Linked DNA regions of Mus musculus: region 1 is linked to region 2. A link is a loop called in an ENCODE intact Hi-C map of the cell type or tissue named here. Cell type or tissue: gastrocnemius. All regions are shown on one strand. Links, peaks and the distances in the headings refer to the core of each region. The heading gives the core; the rest is flanking DNA. Region 1 overlaps Pepd (peptidase D). Region 2 has its middle 18 kb from the start of Lsm14a.

Region 1 (4,393 bases), core at 239-4,238, 510 kb before region 2:
TTTACCCATTCCTCTGCACACTGTCCTCTTGCTTGTCCAAATTCACCCTGGCTCACTCCAAACACCATCTCCTCCACGAAGCCTAGCCTGCCTGTTCCCACAAGGATATCTTTTTATACCCTGACATCTCTGCCCAACAGGTGAGGCTGGTGGTGCTGACCCCAGATGTGGAGGGTCAGCATGCATGCACTCCTGCTCCCATGCTGCCTCTAGGGGCCCCTGGAACCAACCTCTGTCCAGCCCTGAGCCCCATGCCTGGCAAGCCTGTGACGGCGAGGTGCGGCTCACCTGGCGGAAGATGATGGAGGTATCGGTGCAGTACCGTTGCATCTCTTCCCCGCCCTGCAACACGACAGCTGAGGCGGCCTGTACAGCTCCATTCTTCCTCAGCCTCTCACACAGGCGCTGCCTGTTCAGGGCGAATAGTGCCAGTGGCACCTTCAGGGTCTCATTCCCCAGGGAGAAGGAAGGGCTGCAGAGACAGGAGCACAGGCCAGTTAGCGCCTCCCCACGGGTGGCCATTACCTGGGGTCTGTGCCTGCAGAGGACTCTGGGCAACTTGTGCTAAGTCGGCCTACCCTTAACCTGTTGGGACCCAGAAACAGTCCTTCACTGAGCCAACCACTGAGCCAACCAAGGCTTGTCCATCTTACTTCTCTACCCTCCTGCTCCTGAGTGCCTGGCTTAGCTGGGGATGAGGGGTGGCTGGACCTGCTCAGCTGGTAGGTGGGCAAGGCTTATGTGGGAAAGCCTCTGCAGGGGAGACAGCAGTTATGTGCCACCCTCCAGGGCCTGCCATCTGCTTTGGATTTTTCAAGAACAGGTGGGAAAGCTGAGCTCTGATCCAGTCAGTACTGGCCAACACCATACATGCACTCACCATTCCACCCCCTGTCACATCCGTTCCCAGCCTTACAGCCTGCACTGGTAGTTCCAGCCTGCACTGGTAGCTCGTCAGTGCCCAACCCCTCAGTATGCACAAACAGTGCTGCCCCACAGCACCATGCTCCTGTGAGCAGCAACTGCAGAGTGTGGGCTTCAAGGAGAGCAAGGCTGCTGTTCTCGAGAGTCTACTGGAGCTGGGAAGGGCCAGGTCTGCCTTCACTGGGAGATGCGCCTCTCTAGGTTTCTAAGATAGCTCATGCCCAGGTCTCATGCCACACCCACAGATTGTGCACAGCCCCACCCCCACACCCCCATACCCATTCACAGGTTGCTTCTGCAACAAGTTTCTCCCCAACTGGGACACCTTCAACATTCAGACATAAAATAATCTGATCCTAAAAAAAGGAAAACTACTTCCTCAGCCCTCTCAGCAGTCCATTTCTTCCTCCACTTTGCTGTTAATACTCTAAAGAAAACCTAAGCCTCTGGCACTCCTGACAACATATGCTCCCTCCCCAGTTTATCCCAAGACCTACACATCGCTCCCCTAAGCAAACACAGTCCATCTGACCACAATGAGCCTATGCTGCTAAATCCACACTGGGTCCTGATCTGATCCTCACCAGGCCTTTCTGTAGCCTTGACACTGGTACACAATACTGCTGAACTCTAATTGATATGGTTCCTCCATCCTCTGTTTTCCCCATCATTTCCAAGCCAACCTGTATTGGAACCCTAGGACTAGGTCCATATTCTTCCTTCCACTGGGTATAGCTGCGTGGATTCAATGCTTCAGCTTTAAGTACCATCTGTTGTCATCACAGGCCAATCATGTCCCCCTACATGCAGAGGCCCTGGCCCTCTGACATAACAGCTAGCCTTGCCTCGTCCTGCCACTAGAGGGAGCTGCGCTCTGATGGTGCTCAAGCCATCCCTGCCTTCTCATCCCACCTCTGGTCCATCACCCTCACACACGTATCAGGGGACTAGCCCAAGCGGTCTAGATCCACCTCCATCTCAACAACTTAAAAAAAATTCTGCACTGCTTTCTTGGTCTGAGCTTCCCACCCTTCAGCAGCCTCCTCCTCTATGCAAAGCACAGACTTAATTTGTGGCTGTCCAGGTAACATGTGGCATGGTGAGACAAAGAACTGGTATCAATGTCTGGTAATGATACCCAGGAAGGAAGGTGTGCAGATCAAGCAAAGCAGCCAGAAGTCAGACAAGTGTGGGTATGCAACAGGGAGCCCCTGAAGTGTCCAGTCAGGGGCAGTGGCACAGTTGAAGAAGAGCAGGCTTAAGCCAGAGCTACTGCAGACGAGTAGGCTCTGAACAAGGACCATCCATGATGAGCCTCCCATCACACTGCAGGGGAGCCATGATCTTAGAGGCCTCATGACCCTCACACCTTACACATTCCTCCCACATACCCTGGCCCCAACACCACCTTGTAAGCATTCCTAGACTCATTTCTGCCCGACCACCACCACCACCACTCACCCCACATAGCACTAGGCAGGACTCCCCACTTGCCGTCCAGATCCCGCCCATCCACAGTGCCTTGGACCTATAGACTGTGAGTCTATAGCCTCTTCCCAGCCTCTGGATTCCAGGTAGGCTGAGCCTATGAGAGGTGGGGGTGGGGAAGGAGAAAAACTCGAGCACAGAGCTCCCTCAACTCCCTCCTTCCATGGAAGGCCATAAAACTAAATGGCCTGTGCCAGTCTCTCAGAGCAGAGCCACAACTTCCCCTCCTTCAGGTTCTTTTTACATTCCTGCAGATCTGTAAAAACCACCGTTGCAGCAAACTCCTGGCACCAACCAGGACCCTAACTGAAACAGGCCCTCCAGGAGATAGACCTAGATCTGTCTGAGTCACTGTGTCCTGTGCCTAGCACAATGCCTGACACACAGCAAGTGCTTGTGGGGGTGCGGGGGGCACACATCAACTGTGACATTGCAAAGTGCCATGACAGCTCCATTCATCAGTTGGGAGGCAGGAAGGGTGGAGGAGTGGGGAGCACCTCCACATGCTGGTGGTCTAGATACTCACTCCTACCCCCAGCACCTGCCCTTCCTGCCTCCCAGGCAAGTAAGTAGGCAGTTTGATGAGCACAAGTGGCCAGGACCTCCACAAAGCTGGGGTTGATATTTGCTGTTCTCAGCCACGAGGGTGACAGGGCAGGAGTATCCTAGTAACAGCTTGTAAGCATGGCTCCCAGCTGGCCTGGCTGACAGGAACTGAAAGTGCACCTACCAGCACCCACACTCAGGGAACTCCCACCCGCTTCCTATCTACTGGGTTACACCCATGGAAGGGGGTCAGCACAGCACAGGAGGGGAACTCATGAGCAAATCCATAAGGACTCCAGCCACAGACAGGACGGGCTCAGAGCAAATCGCCCCACCTCCAGTACCACTTCTGAAATGCTAGGCTGGGCTTCGTCGCCTCCCACAGCTCTCCTCTACATGACCCACCTCCAAGTGACGCCTGTCCCCGGCATGTGATCATCCCATCTAGAAGGTTGGACACCCAGACTTGGGGTCTACTGCCTGCTTCATATAAGGGATCACCTGAGCACGTTAGTATTCGAGGGGGCTCCTTGGAACAAGCCCTGGGATACTCACTTACGCCTCCACAGGGCTCAGTCACACCACCACCCACCTTTATCTGGGTTAAAGAAAGCCAGTTCAGCCTGAGCCACCAGGCAAGGCCATGTGCTCCAGTCACTAAGTACTCCAGGACAGCCTCAGGATCAAAGATTGCAGAGATATCAAACCCTCAAAGGGATAGTCAGGGCCAGAGCAAAGAGTGACTTCTCTCTGTAAATTCATCTAATATAGTACCAATAAAACATCCTCAGCGCATTCCCTTTGTGATGCTGGGAACTGAACCCAGCATCTGACACATCCTAGGCAAACACCCGGCCCTGAGCTATATCCCCAGGCGTCCCCCCCTTTTTTTTTTTTAACATTTTATTTTGAGACAGACTGGCCTTGAACTTGCTCTGTCAGCCATGAAGTTCTCGAACTTGCAATTCTCCTGCCCAGACTCCCGACGCCTCCTCTAGGCCTGGCTGTCCAACTGGTTTCTGATGAAGGGTCGGGTTTGTTCGTTAGTTGGTTGGTTGGTTGTTAATTGACCCTTGGAATTTCAAATCCACAAGCATGTCATTCCAGAGTCCCAGAACAAACAAAGTACATTCCACTGCATGCAGCCAGGGCATAGATATGTCTGAGAGGAACAGAGTGGCTGTGGTGGACCAGCTCAGGGCTAAAGACATCCACAGGACAGACCCTCCCAGGCCAACCACCGTCACCCAGGAGGCAGCCCAGGGCCAATAACAGACTGACTAATAACAGAGCCGGACCCAGGCCACAGCTCCTGCAGCCCACCCTTGTCTCAAACTCCCTATGCCGCTGTCTCAAGGTTTCTATTACTGTGATAAAGACCATGACCAAAAAGCAAGTTGGGGAGGAAAGGGTTTATTTGGCTTTCACTTCCACA
Region 2 (4,393 bases), core at 172-4,171:
GCCCCTGCTTGTTAATCTCAAAGCTCTCAAGGCCAGGCAGTGCCAGGAGCTTAAGGTCAGCCTGATGTACAATACAGAAAATTTGTTTCAAGAAACCCAAACCAAGCAAACAAGCATAACCACTCATTTTGCAAACTTCTTAACTCAGGCACCTGCCTATTGTCTCTTTCCATGTCTAGGTTTCAGGATGAAGTATCGGTATTTTTCCTCTTCTTCCTGGGGACCTGTCCTTTCATTTTCTAACCATCCTTCCCTGGAAACAGATAAGAAGGTGTGTGTCAACTATGCTGCTAAACAACATTGTTTCTAATGAAAATGACCCCCTAGTTGTTAACTTTTATCTAGGCAAGGAATTGCCATAGCTTTGGGCTCCTTTTCTAACTGCCAGTTCTCCCTTGGGGATGGATCTAGAAGCCAGGCCTGCATGCTGAATTGTTATCAAAGAAACTGTTAGCCAGGGGGGGCAACATGGCGCCTCTCACACCTGCCCCTCACAGATCTTGTCTCCATAATCTGAGCCATCTCTAAGCTTCTGCAAGGCTTCCCACTGCTAGGACTATCTATCAACATTCTTGCTGTCTGTGTGGATCCTGTCCCAGCTCCTTCTGAAGACACCAGTGAGACTGGGATTCTTGTTTGGTTGGATCCTAGAAGACTTTGCCTTGGGCACTGCCGAGCGGTAAGCAACACCCTTAGCTCTTCCAGAACCCTCGATTCAATTTGGCCAGAGGACTGAGTTGGGCAAGGTGGCTCACATCTGGAATACCAGGATTCAAGGGCTAGGGTCAGGCTAGGTATGGTGGCACACACCTTCAGTCCCAGTATTCAGTATTCAGAAGGCAGAGGCAGGCTGATCTTTGTGAGTTTGAGGGCAGTCTGGTTTATGTAATGAGATGCTGTCTCAAAAGAAAGTAAAAGAACTAGAGACAGGAGGAACATGAGTTCAAAGCTGGCCTGAGCTACATAGTGAGACACTTCTTTAAAATATGTGTGTGTGTGTGTGTGTGTGTGTGTGTGTGTAATTTTTTAAAGAAAAGCTTGAAAGAATCTACCTACCTTTCTTATGATATGGAAAAGTCTGTATTGCATGAGGAGATAAATCAGATTGGAATCAAAACAAATCCATGCTGAACAGAAACCGCTCAGAGTCCACCTAAGGGATCTAAATAGAACCGCAGCGGCAGGTGGGCTTCCGGGATAGATTCATGTGCACCTGAAATGGGTACTAGGTGGGTGCAAAGAAGGCTATTGAATAAACTCAGAGACCCCATGCCTGTGATAGGACTCTAGCTGAAAGAGCAAGTGTGACTTCCAGATGGACTCCAACTGTGTCCAGACTCTCATCTTCCCGTATTCCTGTGGAATCGTTAAGAGCGCCGGGCGCAGAGCGCAAATGCAAACAGGCACCGCTACTCCAGCACTACTGAATCTGGAATCACAGATGAAGGGTTAAAGAAAGCTGCCCCTGTAGAAACGCTAAAGAAACTGGATGTGGTAGTTGCACTCCTGGAATCCCAATCTTCAGGAAGCTGAAGCAGGAGGAGCAAGAGCTCCAGACCGGCCTGAGCCTCAGAAAATAGAAGAGACGGGCATGGTGAGCATGCCTTTAATTGAAGCTCTCAGAGGCTCAGGAGGGCCTGATCTATATAGTGTGTTTCAGGACAGCCAGGGCTACCTGGAGAGACCTTGCCTCAAAACAAACAAACAAACAAACAAACATACATACATACATACAAAAGAAAACTACGGGCTAGAACCGGTGAAATAGCTCAGTGCCTAACTTGAAAGCCTGAGTTAGAGCCTTATGATCCACCTGACGGAGAGAGAAAGCTCTCTGAGGATGTCCTCTGACCTCCGAGACACACAATAAATAATGACCGCTCTAATTCAACCCTACACCGCAGGCAAACAGCTGTCCTCTGCTGCCATCTAGTGGAAATCAACAGGAATGTGAGCATTGCTTAAAGCGACAGACTAAATAAATGGGTTAGTTTTTTTAGCTTGGTCTCTTATGTACTCCAGGCCAGACCAGAATTCACTGTAACTCAGACTGGCCTTGAACTTCAACCTTCCTTCCTCAGCATCCAGAGGATAGAATTACAAGTATGTACCACCATTTCCAGCTCGTGAGTGGTTATTTTAAAGGTCTTGAGTTGTTCCTTAAGAGTAATAAAAACTCTGGGGCTGGAGAGATGGTTCTGTGGTTAAGAGCACCGGCTGCTCTTCCAGAGAGTCCAGGTTCAATTCCCAACACCCACATGGCAACTCACAACTGACTGTAACCCCAGTTCCAGAGGATCCAACACCCTAATATAATCATACATGCAGTCAAAACACCAATGCACTTAAATAATAGATGATAGGTAGATAAATAGATAGATAGATAATAGATAGTTAGATGATAAATAAAATAATTTTTAAGGATTACTGAAACCCTTCATTTACATATAGTATTTAGCAACGCGTGCTTTTATAAGGAAGTTGAGTAATTTTCGCTGTAGTTAGCTGGATTGGGGGGAAATTATCATATAATACTATATGATACATAATTTCTTTCTTTCTTCCTTTCTTCCTTTCTTTCTTTTTTTATTTATTTCTTTATTTCTTTCTTTTTTAGACGGTTTCTCTGTGTAGCCCTGGCTGTCCTGAAACTTATTCTGTAGACCAGACTGGCTGTCCTCAAACTCAGAAATCTGCCTGCCTCTGCCTCCCAAGAGCTGAGATTAAAGGCGTGAGCCACCACGGCCCGGCTTGATATATAATTTCTAAAATTATCACAGTAAGGCCAGATGTGTCCCAGCACTTGGGAGGAAGAGGCAGGTGGACCTCTGGAAGTTTGAGGCCAGCCTGGTCTACATAGCCACTTCTAAGCTAGCCAAGGCTATATTGAGAGAACCTTTCTCAACAAAACAAAGCCAATGAATAAACAAATAGGCACAATAAAAGCGGTAGACTACTTCTCTAACAATTAAAAGCACTGATGGCCAATTGCATAGGATATGGGGCCCATATCCCACTGGGTACACAAACACTGGTCACAAAATCTTTTTCTATTGAAGCCATTAACCAAAGTTCCAGGAGTTGACCAGCAAAATGCCCTACCTAAACATTTAATTGTAAGCTTATGTACGTCTCTGAAAGCGTCAACTGAGCTGCTAAGAAGGATGGCTTTGAGTAAAAATGGTCAACTGCCATTGACTGACAGCTAGATGGTGTCACAGCTATCAGCTTATGTTCATCGGTTGTGTGGGAGGTTGTTTGCTTGTGTATTTGTGGGGCTGGGACTTGAACCCAGAGCCTTGCACAAGCTCGACAAGCTCCCCACTCCTGAGCCGCATTTGCCATCGGTACTTTAGGTTGTGTTTTATGAATGTGGAACTTTTTTCGTGGGTCCATCCCTTGCAGAGGCCCTGGAGACTACATCTAGGAAACTGTTGTGGAAGTCTCTGGTGAGGAATGGAGCTTTTTAAATCAGAGCTGCCCTCAAAAAGACCCAGTAGGGGTTGTTTGGTTTGGTTTTTGAGACAGGGTCTCATTATGTAGCCCTGATTGGACTGAAATTCACTATATAGACTCCCACTTAGGTAAAGGTAGGGGGTAGACTTTTATCTCAGGTTAGTTCAATCCTAAACCCCACCTTGGGTGCCAATTTGTTGCTGGAATTTCCAACCCAAATAAGCCCATATAAAAACCACACAATCCAGTTATTATAATTATAAACTGTATGCTTGCATTGGGCAGATCTAACATTATATTAACTTATTCCCCAGCTATGAGACCCCTTGCTACTTGTAGTTTCTTCTGGTCCATCATGGCTGCCTTCTCCTCTTCTTTTGTCCTCTCCCCTTCCCTCTTATCCTCTTCTGGGTCTCTACCTGCCCCCATTTTCAAACCTTCAGCCCCACCTTTCCCCTCCACTGCCCAATTACAGGCTCTAACCTTTACTGACCAATTAAAATGGGGAGAAGGCTCACATGAGATCATCCAAGCATGTGATGGACTGCTCTGCGGGGGTTGGGGGGTCGGGGGGTCGGGGAGAATGGGGGTGAGTCAAAGTGGGCAGCTGAAGAAGCAGAATTAACATCAGAATACAAACAGCATCAGGCCAACCAACAACACAGGATGGATGGCCTGGAACATACAAAGATCAGCTTGCCTCTGCCTCCCCAGTGCTGGAAATAAAGGTGTCCTTGGCCAGTGGAGTTTTTACCTGCTTTCTTGAACTCTCTGAATGACCTACAACAAAGACACTTGCTTCAAGGAATACAGGATGGAGTTGGCCCTGCTGTGAGCTGATCACTGCCCTAGGTCCTTCTGCTCTGGTCATCTCTGAGCTAGCATGTGCATTTATTTATTTATTTATTTATTTATTTATTTATTTATTTATTTAATG

What was found. Hi-C counts contacts between places; a loop is a spot of excess contacts. Peaks named below come from ENCODE experiments on the same cell type or tissue, not always from the same donor. Only the 100,000 strongest peaks of a DNase experiment are listed, where the experiment ranks them.
Region 1: it touches region 2 in a loop (2.6-fold over the local background); 3 of 42 quality-filtered maps call a loop at or near these places.

The regions. Positions count from the first base shown.
Region 1 is chr7:34,917,408-34,921,800 of GRCm38, reverse strand. Pepd (peptidase D) reads right to left here. Exons shown (of 15, transcript NM_008820.2): 2 at 289-472. Among named protein-coding and RNA genes, the nearest start is that of Pepd, 7.2 kb to the right of the region's middle. In gastrocnemius, for the core only: a CTCF peak has its summit at 1,775 (motif pointing right); a DNase peak (open chromatin) is centred at 1,777.
Region 2 is chr7:34,405,236-34,409,628 of GRCm38, reverse strand. No RefSeq gene overlaps it. Among named protein-coding and RNA genes, the nearest start is that of Lsm14a, 18 kb to the right of the region's middle. In gastrocnemius, for the core only: a CTCF peak has its summit at 1,932 (motif pointing left); a DNase peak (open chromatin) is centred at 1,910.